Regions from separate parts of the Mus musculus genome. Here region 2 is linked to region 1. A link is a loop called in an ENCODE intact Hi-C map of the cell type or tissue named here. Cell type or tissue: left cerebral cortex. All regions are shown on one strand. Links, peaks and the distances in the headings refer to the core of each region. The heading gives the core; the rest is flanking DNA. Region 1 has its middle 300 kb from the start of Gm26076. Region 2 overlaps Vav3 (vav 3 oncogene).

The links. Peaks named below come from ENCODE experiments on the same cell type or tissue, not always from the same donor. Only the 100,000 strongest peaks of a DNase experiment are listed, where the experiment ranks them.
Region 2: a loop joins it to region 1, with 7 times the contacts of the local background. A loop is called at or near these places in 2 of 42 quality-filtered maps.

Annotation. Positions count from the first base shown.
Region 1 is chr3:110,860,279-110,872,319 of GRCm38, reverse strand. No RefSeq gene overlaps it. Among named protein-coding and RNA genes, the nearest start is that of Gm26076, 300 kb to the right of the region's middle. In left cerebral cortex, for the core only: a CTCF peak has its summit at 6,113 (motif pointing right); a DNase peak (open chromatin) is centred at 6,191.
Region 2 is chr3:109,522,269-109,530,268 of GRCm38, reverse strand. It overlaps Vav3 (vav 3 oncogene), which reads right to left. Exons shown (of 27, transcript NM_020505.2): 13 at 4,315-4,400; 14 at 2,723-2,855; 15 at 1,885-1,994. Among named protein-coding and RNA genes, the nearest start is that of Vav3, 190 kb to the right of the region's middle. In left cerebral cortex, for the core only: CTCF peaks have their summits at 1,348 and 3,837 (motif pointing left); DNase peaks (open chromatin) are centred at 1,423, 2,899, 3,451 and 3,818.

The DNA of each region.
Region 1 (12,041 bases), core at 1,595-9,594:
AATCTCTTTCTGTTAATGTTATAAAGGTCTTTCTTAAAGCTAATTATACAGCGCTTTAACACAGAAGTAACAAAGTAGTAATGTACAACAAATTACCTAAAATTATTTTAAAATGTAATTTCACCCCAGAACACTGAAGAGGAAAGTTTCACTAATGAATAGAACAAATATTGTTCTTCACAATAGAACAAAAGGTTATGTTTTAGAGAATGAACTTTGGCACATTGGTCCTATGAAAAAGCACAGAACTTTTAATAAAATATTCTTCCTTTTCAAGAGATCATAAAATGCATATCAACCTCTTCAGTTTCTAAATATAGAAGAAATAGAAAATTAATATAATACAATGGTGTTTATGACAGAGCATAGATTTAGCAAACTGATGAGAAAAAAAATAAAGCAATTCAAGTGTGGAACGAAGAGGGTCTTTCTCTGAATTTTATCAAATACATTTAGATTTAAGTCATTGTAATAGGTAATTATAATTTCTTCACAGCTGGGTAGTTTGACAGCAAGTTGGAATAGTTAACATAAGTCTAACTCTGCGTAGAGCAACTTCAGGCATCACAGCTTGAAGTACACAGTGCCACACTACACACTCATAACTACATTTCTCTGAAACTAGATAAAATTAAAATGTTTAGGGGATTGTGAAAATAAAGCACGGATGAATTCTGCTTATTTAAGTGTTAAAAGATTTTAAGTGAAACAGAATAAAGCTTTCCTGTGAGCAACAGACTCTGTTGTGTGTTTTAGCCACCATTTGTAGCCTGGTGTCCATTAAGTAGATTACTTTACTTTTATAATTTATCTTATTTTCGTGTCATTTTATTTATGTGTGTGTGTGTGTGTGTGTGCATGTGTGTGTATGCACTTGCATAGAAACTGAAAGCCACCTTCTCATACTGTGAAGCCGTTAGTTCCTATTAGAAAATTAAAGTGTACATTATTTGTCTCAAGTTTTAAAGGACAACTCAATGACTTCAAGAATAATTTGGAACAAAATTGAATCTCTCATCCAGATCCCCCAGTTATTGCTATAAAATAGACAAAATAGATGGCTACTGAAAATATTTTTAAAGAGTTTACTAGGTGGGAATGTTGTCCAATGTGTTTTCCTTGTATTCACTTTTCCTCATATTCTCATATCCACCACCCACTTACACAACTTGTAAACATTTGTTTTTATTTAAAACCATCAAAGCCAAATTGTGTTGCCTTACTATGCTTAGGTGTGTGATCTTCCACTAGACTGTGGTAGGCTTACCAGGATCTACTTTCTTAGAGAAAATTACTCTTCCTCTTTCAGCAGCTCTCAATTGCTAATAGTTTCTTGGCCAGTAGTAGGGTTCCTTGTCTATTCCCTTATCCATTCTGGGATTTGGCCTGTCTTCAGCTTGCATAAGGTTTCTGCATACTGCCACAAGTGCTGAGAGTACATATCTACAGAGACAATGATGTGCCTAAAAAAAATGCTTTCTTTGTTGTCTTCCCTCTATCTCTTATATTCTTCCTGTCACCTCTTTTCCATGTTCACAAGCTGAGATAATAACTAAAATTTTAACAACTGCTTGTATGGATGTGGTGAAAGGGAAGTACTTTTTTACTGCTGTTGGGATTGCATGCTGTTGGAGCTACCACGGAAATCAATGAGGACATACAATACAAAGCTATAAATAAATCTACTATAAGATTCCGCTACAGAACTCTTGAGCATATATCCAAATGAAAATTATTTTGTATAATTTATTAGTGTACTGAAACTTGCAAATATTCTTCTAAATATTGTAGATTGGTCATTTGGGGAAATATCATTGCATTTTGTTGCCTTTATAATTGTTCTTGCTCAATTGCTTTTCCATGATCAGTTTTACTATGAGAAAGAAGAATCATCCATTAAAGGTGCGCTATTGCATTTACTGAAAGTGTCAAATTCATCATTTCATGTCCTCTCTGTGAGAGCTCAAGGGAAAAATTTCTTTAATGAAATAATATCAAGAAAATAGGTTGCAGGCTTTCTGCTGAATTCTAATAAGGTTATAAACAATCATATCTACTATACTTTGACCTAATAGAAAATTTGAAATTAAAATTTGGCTTTAGTTTTTAATATACACAAAATAAATACTATGTTTCATGCTACATATACATCTTAAAACCTGAACAATTATCTATCCCTTCATTTTTATTTCCGCAAAACTGCTTTCAATTCTCATACTTTTTCATACATGAGATTTTCATTCTTAACAATGCTGGGATATTAATTATATAATTATATATGAAAATCACTGCATTCTGTCACAGTTTAAACATTATCATCTTCCTTCTCTATCTAAGCTTGTGTGTTTTGTATAACAACTGCATAGAATATTGCAACAATTAGCTTCTTCCCTGATATTTTCTAAGCTATTCTTCACTTACATTACTTCTAATTTTTATTTTTTTAATATTCTATTTGTTTAACCTAGCTCACATGTTTTTATGTGTGTGTGGTTTATTTTTTTCATTTTTTATTGACTATTTTCTTTTTTTTAATTAGGTATTTTCTTCATTTACATTTCCAGTGCTATCCCAAAAGTACCCCATACCCTTCCCCCCACTCCCCTACCCACCCACTCCCACTTCTTGGACCTGGCATTCCCCTGTACTGAGGCATATAAAGTTTGCATGACTAATGGGCCTCTCTTTTCACTGACGGCCTACTAGGCCATCTTCTGATACATATGCAGCTAGAGACACGAGCTCCAGGGGGTACTAGTTAGTTCATATTGTTGTTCCACCTATAGGATTGCAGACCCCTTCAGCTCCTTGGGTACTTTCGCTAGCTCCTCCATTGGGGGCCCTGTGATGCATCCAAGAGCTGAATGTGAGAATCCACTTCTGTGTTTGCTAGGCCGGGGCATAGTCTCACAAGAGACAGCTATGCTTTAATAATAGTAAATTAATATATTAAAGATATGGGAAACTTGTTTTCATTTAGTTATTTTCAAAACTACAGGTTAGTTGATTTTTTTTAGATGAAGTACATGATTTCTTAATCAATAAAACTCCTATGATCACTGCTCATATATGATCATACATTGTTTCTAACATAATTGTTAGAATTTTAAATTAAGATTTAGCTTAAGTTTCTAATATACACAAATAAACAATATGTTGCATGCCATGTATCCATCTTAAAACCTGAACAGTTATCTATCTATCCTTTCTTTTTTATTTCATCATTTATTTACTTCATTCAAACAAGAACATGTTGTTTCTATTATAATGGCTACATCATTGGCAAATTGTAGTTGTTCTGGTTAGTGATTTTTTAATAAATTAATTTACTAACTTCATTTATTTTCAGAATGTATATGTATATATATACATATATATATTTTAAAATTAGTCATCTTTGAAGAACTGGTATAATAGCTAAAATAGTACTTTTAAATTTTCTTACTATAATAATGTGGGCCCATGTAATAATTGCATTTATTGTTACTATTAATGGCAATGAAATAAAGTTACATGTGTCATTGCTGTTTATCACATTATATTCTAATTATTTTTTAAATCTTCACAAGTGTTCAGTGGGGTATGTACATTTATCTCCATTTTGCAGCCAAGAACACTCTATTTTTGCGAGTGGGAAGTTAACCATTCTATCTGAATAAACTGATGGCATTTATTGAACTTCAGTACCAACATTTATCACCTCAATGACATTATTTAGAGCTCTTATTATGTATTTCTATGGCATTTTCAAAACTAAGTAAATTACATCTCTGTTTTCACTGTCTTTTATCTTCTTCTTAACTGTCTCTATATGGTTTACATTTCTCTATGACTTGCCCATGTAGCTTAAGATTCATATAGGATGCTCATAGACTAATGACATTTTTATGCTCTGTGATATAGTCACATGTATAACTCAAAGCACCATGTTTCTTTGGCCTCAGTGTTTGACATCATTGTTATGTATCCACCAGGGTTTAAAATCCATATTTTTTATTAGATTTTTAAAAAATATCTATCTATCTATCTATCTATCTATCTATCTATTTATTTATTATGTATACAACATTCTGGCTGCATGGATACCTTTAGGATAGAAGAGGGAACCAGATATCATTATAGATGGTTATGAGCTGGGAATTGAACTCAGGACATGTGGAAGAAAAGCCAATGCTCTTAAGCTATAAGCCATCTCTCCAGCCCTTACTAGATTTTTTTAAAACACTATTTTAAGAAATGATTTTTTTCTGAAGATGGGGTTTCTGTTTTATTCTTTGAAATAACAAAGAAACTAATAGTTTAATTCTCAAACATTTAAAGATGATATATATTATTATTTCTTCAATAACTACACATTAATATATAAGCACGTAAGTGAAATACTACAGAAATACCTTTAATATTGGTTAAATAAACCAATATTCGTAGGTCTCTGAAAGTATAATAGTAAAGGTAAAACAAACAGAGGTTGTAAGAATGAACTACATTAACATAATAATAAGATTTCTTGGTTGTTTCTAATGGAATTAAATGAACATAATATTTAAGGCCAAAAAAAAGAAAAGAAATGTGATGTATATGTAGCCACGTTCTCCTTTATCACACAGGAAAAAGAGAAGGATCAGGGAGAGAAGGGAAAGAACGCGGTGGAGGGGGGAAAAGAGGAGAATAAGGAGGAAAAGGAAGAAAAATAAGGAAAAAAAATAGAATTGATTCAAAAGCTCTATAGTCCAGTTTTCTGGGCTTTCCTGCACATTAGAGAAAGAGTAAAAAATTAGAACATGAAGAACAAATACTTCATAAATAATAGAATAGGGTTAGTACAAGAGAGAGGAAAGTCATGCCTCATTATATTATAGCAACAGTCACTGGACCCATACTGTGCTATTGCCAAGAAAGTTTTGTACTTCTAGAAGAAAAGGTACCCATTAACTTACGTTCTTCCATACTCTTAAAGGTCTTTGCTCCATATTTGCCCTCTCAGACTTGACATGATATGAGAACCACTCACTTTCTTAAATACTTTATATAGTATATATCCTCCCTCCAGTTCTGAATATCTGGGTTTACACACACACACACACACACACACACACACACACACACATTCTAAGAAACGACTGCCCCCTCTCTTGTTCCTTTTCTCATGTTGTGAAGGGCATTGGCAAGTAAATAACTACTTTCTTTTCCTTTTAAATTATTTTTATTATATTTATTTGGTTGTTTGTTAGAAAGTTTGTATGTTTGCTTGCACATATATGTCAGGAGGTATGTATAAAGGCTACAGAAGAACTTGTGCAAATCACGTCTCTCCTTCTACAACATGGCTTCGGTAATAAAATTTGGGTCCTCAAACTTAGCAGTCATCACCTAGAGTAAATGGGCCTCTTTGCAGAGTGTCTTCTAACTTCTTAGTGTCTATATGTCCACAGAGCTGACTTAACTTAAGCAGAATTCTCACAATATACCAAGTTCTTTACCTGAAGTTAGGAGCTATTTGAATATCACTCTGATATCATAGCCTCAATCTGGTGTCTAAAGTTAACAGGATTGTTCTAACTGTAACTCACTCACCCTTAACTTAATCATATACTTAGAGAAGCATAATAAAATGTTAACTTCCTTTTTCTTTTGTTCAAATATGAATTACATTAATTCAGTTCTTCTTTATTTGAATTTTCATAATCAGCCTTTTCCTTATTGAAAATTTGCAGAGATTTGCTTATATATAATAAATCTGCACAAGTAATCCTACCCACTTTTCACCTTCTATGTTAATATCCCTGGATTCTACCCTGTATATTAAGCTAAAGAAACTTGAACAAGTTCACTAGAATTTTTCTATTGTACTACCAATTCTTAGTTGAATGTAAGTTGGGGATTTAAAAAGTCTCGTCCTTAATAAAGTAGTACAAGAATTTACTATTTCAAAACAATAAAAATGCACAACATAAGAAGAGTCTGTCTTGAGAAGATACAGTGGAGGTGTTATACATAAAGTTAAATGTAACTGGAATGTCCTTTAGCTTACAAGTGTTAATGAGGTAACTTTAATAATTCCAAAGTATATGCTGCCAGTCTCTGAAACTCATGAGAACAGGTTTCAGTGGGTTCTTAGCTAACCACAAGGGGGAGAGCTCCAGTAATTCATTCTTCGGTTGAAGACATTACTTACTGAGTTTTGCTGTTTTGCACCCACAAGGACATTCTCTTTGGGGTACTCCAGAGACCTTTATTATGACTCTTAGTCCTGAGTTCATGAAAAAGGCATGAATGCCCACAATTCAAGTCCCCTCTTTAGAAGTCTCCATGGACACTATATAAAGAAGTGGATATGAATAGACATTGATCTTTAAGGAAGTACTTCCATCTAGAATCATACTAATACCTACTACCTAAGTTCCAGGTGAAACTATTTTCGTAGCCAGCTCAATCATTAGAGGAGAAGTGTAAAAAAATAACACCAAGAGAGATCAGACAGTATCTAAGTCACATGTGCCTCCGCTGAGGTCAATGTCATCACTTTGAACTCACAGAAAATGCTACTGACTAAATCAGGAGCAGAATGCAAAGGAGAAGGCAAGGTGTGTGCTCACAAATATTCTCTAGCAGCCATCACTTGGTCATGAGGCCAGTATGTTACAAATAAGAACAGAAAGACAAAAAATAACAGAAAAATAATTTCCCCAGTTAAGAAACTTTAACTGCCTATTTGGCAAAGTACATCAAGTAAACAAAATAATCTTATTTTGCTTTCATTTATTTTTTTTCAGTAAAGATATAAGGGTATAATAAAAAGAATCACTACTCGTCCAAAATGAAACTTAATTTACAGAATAGCCTAATAAAGATATTGTTAGGGAGAGAATTTAGTATTCTTGGAATAGATGCCAAAAGTTATTTTCTAAAGAAGAAGTTGAAAAGCATCTATTTCTAGCAATGTTTCCATTTGTCACGTGGGCCTGGTGCTTTAAATGCACCCCTGGTTCAGCACTTCTACTGTGTAGTGAGTATGTGTCCACATTCGTCCAAGGGTCCTTCTGAGTCTTTCTCAGACACATAGAAAAGGAAAGCAAGTGAAAAAAAGACTGTGGTATTTATAATCAGTTTTCTGAAAGAATAAGAAATAGTACTTAAAATGATTTAATAATAAAAATGATGATAAAGCTCTGGTTATTGGTACCCAAGTCTCTGCTCATGAACAATATTAAGCTCAGTAGAAAACGACTATTTAAGGATAGAGAATAATTTCTGTGGTACTTTATCTCTTGAGTGAAAAAAGTTTCTTCATCCCACAGCACCAGTATTTTTTTCTGGGATATAACAATAACTTGGTTTGGAACACCCCTATGCTTTGGAGTAATCATAAACTTTAAATTTATGGAGGCAAATATCTGATTTGTACCTTTTTATCTTATTTCCTAATTAAAGTAATTATACATCATTACTTGATCAAGTGATTATTTTCTATTCTTCCTCAATCCATGAATATGTTATACTCTGTAAATTAAGTAGTAATTCTTGAAATAACAGATTTCAAAGTCAACCAAAATAACTGAAAGGAGGGAAAATGAACATAAAATCATATTCAGACATTATTAGCATGCACGTTATCAAAAAAACTGTTTATGTATAATATGCTAAATGTCTATGTAAATGTAAATGAAAGAGTGGATTCAATTATATGGCTATCAACTCATAAAACACACAGTGCACATTATACATCGTGGAATATATTTTGCCTGGATGAGTTGAGACAGATTGTGTAATAAAATGAACATGGCAAAAGAGGGTTTAAGTCAGGAAACAGAATAGTAAAGCAATTTCCTGAGTTATTTAAATGCTTTCAAAGCGAAATGTCATTACATCCTTCAGTTACACTGGCATATAATTATATAAGCATCACAAATAACAATGTCTTACTAAGAAAAACAGAAGTTATTATAGAAGAATTCTTTCACATCATAAACCTTCATTTTAAGCTCAGGTAAATATTCAAAAAAGGGAATTATATACATCAGAATTTATTCTAGTCATGAAATCATCAATAATTGTTATAATTTGAAAAAAGTTTACTTTTAATGTCAGAAAAACCTTTCTCAATCTTAATAATATTGTTTATTAAGCATAAAATTTTCATATTATTTTAGAGTTAAATCCAATTAATGTTTAATAACTATGCTGAGTTTTACAAAAGAGTTAATCCTTGAGTTACACTTTGAAAATTCTTCACTGTTCTTTATAGTCAGTTAAATTTTTGCAATAATTCCAAGTTTTTTCTAACTATAAGTGGCTTAATATGTGAAAAATAACAAGTAAATATTGTTCCTAATTTAAAGACTCAGATAGTCTACACAAACCTTAACTCTGAGTTTCTAATGCTCTGAGATCATCAGGTAACATGTGAAGGTGTTTTATAAAGGCAATAAATATACCTGAATAGGGACAGAAGATATGATTTTTGTACTCTTTTAAAAGGGGTGGTCATAAAAGTGGTTAGAACAAAGAACTGAAATGTTAGAGAATTCCTAAAAGCCACAGCAGTTAGAATATTAGCACCTTATGAACTGATACTTGCTTCTAAAAGTTTGCAAGCCCTAGATAACAGAGGGTCTATAGCCAACTGTCAGTTCTGTCTTGGTGTTCTCTACTGGTGGAGCAGATGAAGACTATAAGCAGAGCAGCAGTATCATACTTGTACCTCAACTAGTCCCACAGAGAGCAATATCCATCTAACATTAGGGAAGGAAAAAGAATTTCAGCTTTCCCCAAGCCATGGGCCATTGTTTTGATAAAAGTAATCAGAATAAAAATTATCTGCTAGGAGACTTAGCTACTCCAGAGAAAGTGAGAGAGGAAAGAAATCTTCGGCTTCTGTGGGACAGTGTGCAAGCCCCCTTATCTGAGGACTTGTCACCGCACCAAGTGCATGCAAGGGATTATGGGTGAAAATGCAAGGCATATAGAAATATGAAACACATGATAGGAGAAAAATGCCAAGAAAACCCCACATCTTAGAAAAAGTTGAGTAAGAGAATCACCTCTGTCAACTCTCCCTGACTGTACAGAGTGATAGGCAAAAGCAGTTTGATTACTGGAGATATGTGAAATGAAAAGAAATGAAATGAAGTGGTGCATGCATACTATGCTGGCTCATTCAATAACCCGGCTACCCTTTATTCCTGATCAGAATCACAGCTTATTCCTATGTCCAAAAACATGAAACCCACATAATTGTAATGACAAAAGTGAACTATAGTCAGCCAGGCAGTGGTGTCATTCCCCTTTAATCCCAGCACTCGGGAGGCAGAGGCAGGCTGATTTCTGAGTTCGAGGCCAGCCTGGTCTACAGAGTGAGTTCCAGGACAGCCAGGACTACACAGAGAAACCCTGTCTCAAAAAAAAAAAAAAAAAAAAAAAAAAAAGAAGAAGAAGAAGAAATGGACTATAGCAAAGAGATAAGTCAAGCAACAGAACAAGTAAGAAAGAACCACATGAGGAGTCATAACTCTCAGAGGTAATGAACTCTTTATTACAACTATAGTAATCTGAGGAAGCCCTGTGAAGGAGAGACACTGAAGAGACAAAAATATAATAATAATAATAATAATAAATAAAAATAAAACAAAACAAAAACACTAGAAGACACTTGTCTTTCCCTTCAGCAATCAGAATTTCTTCTTCTTATAATTAATTTTTTCCTGCAAATTTGGTACATTTAGGAAGTCGGAATATTGAAGTTCATCTCCAAATAATGGTAAGTATGAATATATGATACAGATAATTATCATCAATTAAGTATGCATCAAAAAAGTAAACTACAGTTCTCTTGGCTTGACTAGCTGCACTATGCTTGGCTAGCCTAGCACAGAAAAGGTAATCACTACATTATTTTTTAATAAAAAATTAGGAAGAGAAGACAACTGAGAATGCCTGACCTGACCATTCATGTTCGAGGTTACACTGGAGAAAATATAGAAAGTTCAAAAGAAAATAACAGTGCACAACTAAAAGTAAGTAAGTATTCCTCTCAATTAAAACAACATGATCATAAAATCAAATATCCCCAGGATTCCAGACTATGTAGTCGATTTTTCAAAAGAACTGTTTTGATTTTGGTGGCACACAAATTTAATCTCAGCATCATGATACTTGGTGTAGTGGCTATTCCTGGTTGTCAACTTGACAATATTTGGAATGAACTACAATCCGGAATTAAAGGCTCACCAGTGACCCTTATCTTGAGGCTTGGAGATCCTTATCTGGATCTTGGTTTGAAGATCTTGAGCCATAGTGGCTATGGATTCCAGAAGATTCAATCTCCGAGTTTAAGGAACATACCTTTCATCTGGGATTAAAGGTGTGGTGGAACATACCTTTAATCTGGGCTATACCTTCTGCTGGAGACAATATAAGGACATTGGAAGAAGGGAGTCTAGCTCTTGCTCCTTCGCCTGCTTACTGCGTGAGACTGAGTAACTGCTAGATCCTTGGATTTCCATTCACAGCTGCGACTGAACAATTGTTGGGAATTGGGCTGCCGACTGTAAGTCATCAATAAATTCCTTTACTATCTAGAGACTATCCATAAGTTCTGTGACTCTAGAGAACCCTGACTAATACACTTGGGATTGGAAGCATGTGTGTTTCTGTAAGTATGAAGCCATCCTGGTCTACATAGTGAGTCCCAATACTGCCAAGGCTTGATCTTGTTTAAAAAAATAAATAAATAAATAAATAGATGAATAACAGGTAAGTAGCTGGGACTAGACAGTTGGCTAAGCAATATGGACACTTGCTGCTCTTTCAGAGATTCTCAATTTGGGTGAAAACCCTCTGTAATATCAGATCCAGGTACTCTGATATTATATCTGACCTCTGGAGACACAGTAACACAGAAACAAACCAGGAAGCACTTGTACATACAAATTAATACAACAGAATACACTTTTAAAATTAAACTATATACTCACCAAATATAGATAACCAATTCTATCATCTCCTTATATTGGCTGTTTTATCAAGTATGGGCTCTCTGTGGGCGTGTAAGTGTATATGTATGTGTATGTGCTTACCAACATCTTTTTCTTAGCTTTCTCTGTATCTTCAGAAACAGTCAATAACTAGAAAGGCTGTTGGATGGTTTAACTCACCTTTTCTGGCTCAAACTCCAGTCCACACTGACTGATTTAAACTGACTTCTCTCAACTTCCTACTGAATATCACAGCAGAAAAAATTTCTAACCTAAAAAAGGCAATGCCAGTAGATTCAAGAAGAAAACAAAATACTAAATATATTGGACCAGAAAGATTTCTTGCCATATAATAGTTAAAATATGAAACAGACAGAACAAAGAAAGGTTATTAAAAGATACATGGTAAAAATGTCATGGCATAAAAGGGTGCAGGGGGCTACTATAATTACACCAGAATTCACTATAAAGATTTTAAAAGCCAGAAGAGCCTGGAGAAATGAACTGTAGGCTCTAAAAAATCGTAAATATCAGCCAAGATTATTATACCCAGGAAAATATTCAATTATCATAAATGGAGTAATAAAATAGCCCACAATAAAATCAAATATGAACAATATCCTCAAATCTAGTTTGATACATGGTGCTAGAAAAAAAAATCTCCGATACTTGGAATTTAACTACTGTTAGTGGCTGTTTAATAAATAGTTTTTCAGTTTTCCCAGGTACCTGTGAAATTATTGAGACTGAACTATTATATTTATTTTTACAAGCATTAAATGGCTGAACAACAATCCTCTGAGCTAATCTGGAATACCTCACAGTCAAACTTCCTGTGGTACTTGTATTTTAGTACTGATCTTGCTTTTGAGGCTCCAGTTTTTTTTTTTTTGTTTTGTTTTGTTTTGTTTTTTTCATGATGTCTTCTTGACTCTCTCATTTTGGTGAATCCCTATTTACTTTTTCTCTTTTTCCTCCCCTGAAGGGGAAGAAGTCCAATCATATTCTCTACTCAGTCACTGGGTGATTAGCTTTTTATTGAACTATTAGGGAATAATTGGGGGGGGG
Region 2 (8,000 bases), core at 1-8,000, 1.3 Mb after region 1:
ACTTAACTATTACAATCAATAGCCAAGTATAAGGACTATTCTACTATATCAGAAAGTGTTAGCTTTGTGTTCACAAGCATGTTAGGACCTTAAATATGAAACATTACTGCTAGCAGCAGTAACAATAGATACTGCCCTTTGATCAATAAATACTATAAGCCTCATACTGCAGCATGTGGCTGGCATTTTGCTGAGATAGTATTTGCAATTCAGGTTAAACTTCACTATCCCCATTTACAGTTGAAGGAACTGAGGCTTCTGAAAAAAAAATGACTAAGCTAAGACCAGAGGCAACTACAGCTATGATTGTAGCAGAACCTAGACTTATTTTATGCTTATTTTAAAAATATCTACACAATCCTCTCTTTCAAAATATAAGAGTCTTGAGCCAGCAAGAGGGCTCGACAGGTAAAGGTTTTTCCTACCAAAGTTGATGAACTGAGTTCCATCGCCAGAGCTCACATGATAGAAGGGCAGAAATCTATTCCTAAGAGTTGCTCCCTTACCTCCACAGACATGCTGTGCTGTGCTGTGCTGTGCTGTGTGGTGCTGTGCTGTGCTGCACATGTGTGTGTGTGTGTGTGTGTGCACATGCACGTGCCTGTGTGCATGCATGCATGTACACACATACACACTCACACACACACACTAAAGACTTCAAAAATCATCCTTATTCCATCTCAATTTTATATTAACACAAGCATTTCTTAAAATCAAAACAAGCAATAAAATTGACAGAACTGGTCAGGGAGTGGTAAGCAAGATTTGACCCAAGGAGACAAATCTCTGGCGAGTTCTTTAATCCTGCCCCTTTGAACAGTTTCATTTCGGGGTGACCGATGTGCCTCCACAATAAGGGTCATGATGCACCTCCTTGATTTATAAACATCAAAACTACAAAGAGACACCCAACAATGTGTCCTCAATGATTCCAGCTCTATGTGCTGCTTCTTTTGAATCAGGTCTGGGTATCTTCACCTCTTTGTTGAGCTTCCTCTTTAATAAAAGGAAAGAACATTGAAAGAAATCCAGCCCTGAAGCATTCATTGCATATACCTGAAACTCAGCAAGGATTCAAACAATATGTGAGTTTGAAATCAAAGGAAGACATCAGTTTTTATATTTACAAGAAAAGGATGTGCACACGTGTGCATATCTGTGGGTGTTTTATAAAGAAAAAATATAATTTATTTATTTTATAAATAAAAACATTTAATGTAAGGATATATATTAAAACTAGTAATTACAGGAAAAATTTCTCCTTATAATTAAATTTCTTGAGGCACTAAAAGGTAAAGACTGAAAGTATTTCTAGGCGAAGCAAGTCAAAGGGAAGATTTGAGCTCCCTCTTTCTTCTTGTTGAAGAAATTCACCAGCACTCTTCTCAGAGACCAGATGACCAGCTCACAGTCAGCCCTAGCATCCCTGAACAGAGCCTTTGTCCAGCAGCCTCTAGCAGAGAGCGGCTCCTCTGACTTACCAGTGATTTAAATAGTAGACACAATGGACTCTTAAATGTAGGCTGGGGAGATGGCTCAGGAGGGGCGAGCACTTGCCGGCCAAGCACAACCACCCAAGTGTGAACCCTCAGCACCCAAGGAACAGCTGAGCAGGGGTGGCAGCCAGCCTTCAATCGCAGAGTTTGGGAGGCCCACAGAGAGGATCCCACAGGTAAGGTATCTAGGTAGTCTAGCTAAATCAGTGAGTTCTGGATCCAATTGAGAGCCTAGCTCAATATAAAGGGCAGACACTAAAGGAGATAAAACCTTTGGCCTACACATAACACACACACACACACACACACAGGTACACATCCAACACACACACGTTTGTGCAAGTACACACCACACACACAAATAAATTTTAAAAGTAAAAATACTCACAGAGCCATTTCAAACTGTTCCAGCCATTTTTTCTTTAAATCTTTTGTTTTGCAATAAAATTCTAACCCATTTTGTCCTTGGGTATGGATGAGGTAGAAGCCATAAGACCACTGTGAAAAATGAATATTCTTCAAGTTAATGATTATCACTTGTTAAAAACATATTTTCAGATTCACTGGAGCACCGGCATAGCCATGCATACAAAACCTTATAGCTAACAGCATTAACACTGACGACTGTAACAAACCTCATACTGAGAAGAAAATCAGTTACCAACTTCATATTGATGAGAAAATCATTATTACCATATTGATCAGAGGAACTGGAAATGGTCAGATCAACCAATCATTGGGTCTGTCAGGACCCAATCATAGCTCACAGGAACCTGTACCAAAATCAATCTCTGAAAATTCAATGCCTGATTCAGACAGCAGCATCTCACTCTAATGGACGTATGTACATCTGGCTCCAGATTTTGCAGGTTCTGTACTCAAATATTCAACAACTGCAGATGAAAACAATATGAATTGCATCTGTACCAAGCATGTACAGACTTGTTTCCTTGTCACTATTGCTAAATGATACGGTATAACAGCTGCTTACAGCAACCCAAGTATTGTCTTAGGAATTACAAAGAGCCGAGAGTCGCTTTAAATTATGTAGAAAGACATGCACAGGTTATATGTGAACACTAAACCATTTTATATAAGGGCCCCAAGTATCTGCAGATTCAGGTGTCTGCAGTGGAGGGAGGAGTCTAGATACCAAGGGATGATTATATTTGAATATTCAAAGCTCTGCATAAATTACTGTCCATTGCCACCTCCCCAGTAGTCACCTTTTTATTCTCTTTGTCAGTGGTAGGGTTGTTGGCTATCTTGTACTGCTGGAGATCTATTATTTCCTTCATCTCGTAGTTATCGCCTTTCCTTTTACAGACAATCACTGCCAAGTCGAATAAGAAGATATGCCTGTAAAAGAGAGAGTGTGGGTGACTGACAGCAAACTGTTTGCAAGTGCATTTTTTTTTTTCCTGGCAAGATGTGACTGCACCAGCCAAGCGTTCTTCTGCATTAAGGGCCACAGGCAGGGCCACACAGTAGAAACTGTAAGGAATACAGGCTCACAGGATCATCACTGTCCTTCATGGGGCTCAAGGAGAGATGCTGCCATTCCACCCCAGCTCCCCTCATTTGAACTTAAAGGAAGGGAGGGAGCATTAGAAAAGCAATCCATACACTTTAGAGTCATTGAAAATACTCACTAAGATAGGCCATAAAGCTGCTCATGAATAATTGCTCTCTTTTTATTTCAATGCTAAAATCTCAGAAAAATATTCACAATCAGGACAGTAGATCTTCTACAACCGTAATAGCAATCAATCAAAAGCCTTGAGAACTGTTCGTTCCACAAACAAGACATAAAATAAATCCCCTGGGTCCCCACCCGGGTCGGAATTACTCTCATCCTGGGTGTGCAAACCCACGCTGGAGGGGCGGGGGCTTGTATGCAAATTGCCAGCAGTTACACTGATGATCCATACAGAGTAAGATCGCACCCAAGCTAACTTTAGAACCTGTGCCTTCACTCCTTGTGTTCGGTGTCACAATTTAATGGGTCACCTTAAGTGTAGCTTGGGTGTAAGAGAAACTGCAAGCCAGGAAAGTGATGGTTAACTTTCTGTGTTAATTTTTTTTTTCCTTATTAAAAGCAATGTTAATTGGGGAAGGAAACGAATCTTCTAACCTTATCCAACTGCAATAAATGTGTGCTTTTTAAAACTCTCAATGATTAACACACTTATTCTTAACCAATGATTGTGACAATGACACATTCCCAGTGTTCAAACACTTTCCTCATCTTCAAAGTCAAATGTGTGGCTCCTGAGAACTAGCTGAGGAACCCGGGTATCAAGGTGGAAACAAGGGTCAATGCTGCCCCCTGCTGGTAGACGTTTTCTTCTACAAAGAGTCCGGGGAAACAATCGCCTGTCATGACAGAGAATAAAAGGCCAAGAGTACTAAGGATATTCAAGGACTCTGCCTAGAGGTCTCCCTAAATAAAAATACACTGCTAAACAGTTCCCATTCTGCATTCCTCCCTGGGATGATTTTTATTATTTTCAGTTAATTTCCAAATGAGTCTTTTAAAACAGGCAATCGTGGCTTTACGGCAATCGTCTGGTGGCGTTTCATGATTGAAATGCGTCTTATTTTCGAACATTTTCATTTAGCACCTAAAACCTTAGGCAAATCAACAGAGTGCAGGCTAGAAAGAGAAGTAATACATGGGACATATGTTAGAAAAGGTAAGGGACTGGTGACTGGCTGGCCCCCTGGCCTGCACACCGCCACCTGTCCTAGAATACCTGACTGAAGCCATCATTCCTGGGACAGCAGCTACCACCGTGAGAGTGCACCTGCCACTCACCTTTCTTGTTTTGTATGCTTGTCCAGAGTGGTTATTCGGATTTCACCGTCTCCCTGTGGTCGTCCAAAGAGCAAAACTGGCTGGTTCTAAAACATAGATACACCTTTAAATAAATCTTACGTGTGTGTCTAACCCTTTCACAATCACATAAAAACAGAAGTAAACACCGGGAAAGACATTCTCCAGGACAATGGCCCTATCATGTTGCAATTGATATCATTTTTATTTATTTTAACACATTCACTCTTAAGTGCACAAGACTTGGATACAAGGTAAGATTTGAAAATCAACCAGTCACTACTTCTACACAGAACCTTAAACAGGAAGTGAGCAGACCTGGATCTGAACTGAAAGCCCCGCCCTCCTGAGGACTAGCTTCTGTGTACCACAGGGTATCGTTCAAGTCTCCAAAGGAAGGCAGCAACCAATAGTCTAGCCAACAATGATGCCTATGAACCACGTTAATAACCAACATGCCACAATAGCCATAGGAATACAGGAAGAACTGGCTCACATAGCTTGTCAGTAACTAAGAGCTCTCTAAAAGGACCTAAGGCCCGCTCAACAAGAAAAAAATCATGCCTGGTTCCTCAGGAGGGCGGGGCTTTCAGGTCAGATCCAGCTCTGGTCACTTCCCTTTTAAGGTTCTATGTAGAAGTAGTGGCTGGTTGATTTTTAAATCTTACCTTGTATCTAAGTCCTGTGCAGTTGAGAGTAAATGTGTTATAATAAATAAAAATGATATCGATCCAGGTACCCGGAGTAGGAAAGCCATGGATGTTGAAGGAGAACTAGCAACTACTACCGTACTAAACCAGCTTAATCCCTTACGGCCTTCTAGGTAGATGTCCTTACACTCACAGATCAGTGTACGCCTCATCCCTCACCCGGAAAAGTTCTCTTTGCAGCAGAGACATTGCAGAGAGGCACGGCCAGTGAAAACATAGAACTGTGGAGCACAGTCCCAACTCATCTGACTACAACACACTCCTGCGCCTTGGGCTAAGGAACCATTGCAGAAGAGACAGAAAGATTATAAAAATCAGAAGAATGGTGGGTTTGCTGTGAGGTTGTGTCTCCTAAATTATCAGAGAGGCTATACCCGAGATGTTTCAGCATCATGTCTTCCTAAACATGAGCTGAACAAGACAAACAGACCTGCTGATGTGAAAGGGGAGCGCTCACAAGGTCCCAAGACTAAACAACAACAACAAATAAACAAAACACAACTACGGGCAACTAAGAAATGCTGAGACCAGGAGAAATAGTCCTTTTTAGGTTAAAAGCACATAAATTGGTTATTCACTACTAGTCAGCCCTAAAAATATATACATAAGAGTAACATTATACAGACTGAGCAAGATATATTCATACAATAATTAAAGAAGAAAAGGAGGTCAAGAATTTGAAAGAGAACAGGATGGGTTACTGGGAAGTGTTTGACAGGGATAAAGGAAAGGGAGAAATGATGTATGCAATTACAGTTTAATCTCAAAAAAAATAAAAATATTATTTAAAGGGGAAAAATGATACTAATCACTGAAATGATACTAATCACAAGAAAATTACAGTAAGTGATATTTGTCACGCATGCAAGGTGGAGTGAGGCAGCCTCTATGTTCATAGAACATACCATACACAGGACACAAATGTTCACAGCAGCATGGAACTGCAGACACATAATTGTCCCAAAAGCAGAATCTAGGAAGAGGGGATCCTGAAGCTCCCTCCTTGAGCCAAGAGTTCCAGGATGGAATTTTATGATGTAACAATTCAATGATACATTTCCACAAAGGCAGGAACACAAAATAGTTTAAACTATTAATGAACACTTACAGTATTTTTTTAAGGAAAAGAGAATTGACGGAAGATTATCAATGATACCTATGGATTTCATTCTAATAAAAGAGGCAAATGTGATTTCTAGGAACATGCTCATATATTAGCCACAACTGTCTTCAAAAAGTGCCAAGAACATTCGATTCAGAGAAATAAAGTATCCAAAGAGTGCAAGGGAAACTATATATCTACAATAAGAACAATAAAGTTAGACCTTAGCTTTATACTGAATCTAAAAATACCTACGTAGAGCAAAGATCTATACATAAAAGCTGACACTATTAAGGTTCTAGAAGAAAATAGAGAAAAAGCTTTTTATAGAATTAAATTTAACAATGAGTTCTTGGATGTGACATTAAAAGTGTAGGCAAGGAATTGAAGGTGGGCAACCTGGAACTTATGGCGCCACCAACGCTGTCTGCAGAAGAAAGTCTCTATTATACCTGATAATGGGCTGATGAGAATATATGTATAAACTCCTATAAACCCACACATGTGAGAGTGCATGTGCACACATACACACACACACACACACACACACACACACACACACACACACACACCAGGACTCAAATTAGCCAAGTTATTCAAGTGAACAGTTCTCCAAACCAAACACGTCCAGTGAACATATGAAACAAAGTTTAACACCATTAGCAAGTAGGGGAATTTTATCAAAACCACAATCAGATACCATCTCACACCCATTTGGATATATATTTTGCAAAAGAAAATATTTTTAAAAAAGAGACCTGAAAATCGGCATTTGCCAAACTCATGAAGAAACTGGAATCCATTTATATCACTAGTAAGAATGCAAACTGGGCAGCTGCTGTCAGGAGTGGAATGGAAATAACTCAAAATTTAATCACAGAATTGCCACACAGTTCAGAAATCCTACTATACAACCAAAAGAAATGAAAATGGGCACTCAAAGACACATTGGCACAGCCCCACACACTGCAGCATCATGGATGATATTTGAAATGGGAAACAAGCTAATGTTCCCTGGATAAAAAGATACGATGTGGAGTAGCACAAACAATGCGTGGTACATCACATAGCCTTAAGTATACAAAACTCACACTGCAACATGGATGAATGCTTATAAAATAGACCAGTCAGAAGGGCACCTATAACATGTGGTTCTGTAAATCAGAGGCATCAAACGGGCTGAATTCACAGAAAGAACGGTGCCAGGGACTGTGGGGAGAACAGAGTGAGGGGTCTGTGCTCAGTGAACACGTTTTCTTGGGATGAAGAATTTGGGAGTTGTATGGAGGCAATGGGTATACAGGATTATAAATATGCTTAATGTCATATGCATTCATACGTGTTATGGTGGTCAACTTAATGTGACTCATATTATTACACTGCAGATGCATCCATAGAAAATGTATGGTGGAATTCTAAAAAGGGAAGAATGACAGGAGGTTAGGGAAAGGGGTTCTCTTTAGATTGGACCTGGAAAGAATGTGATAGACCACACTGGAGACAAAGACTGTGGGCCATAAGTAGGCAAATTTCAAATGTAGAAGCACGAGAAAAAATTCTGGAGACTGAGAGCAAAAGTAGGATAATGCCAGTGATGTAGCACATGTGGGTGGTCAGTCACTGAGCTCTGAAAATCAGTTACGTTCAGATCATTGAGGACTTTTAAATGGATCACCACTGAAGACAACAGGAAAATCTTGGCAAGTCTAGGAAAGAAGATGACTTGGGAAACTGCTATTTAAAGCATAACTATATAAAGAGTGTGTGTGTGTATATGGTTACAGGGATTGTCAAGGACCCAGGTGATGGCACCGTGTAACAGGGAGGTGGCTGCACGTAGAAAAGGGAAGGAATGC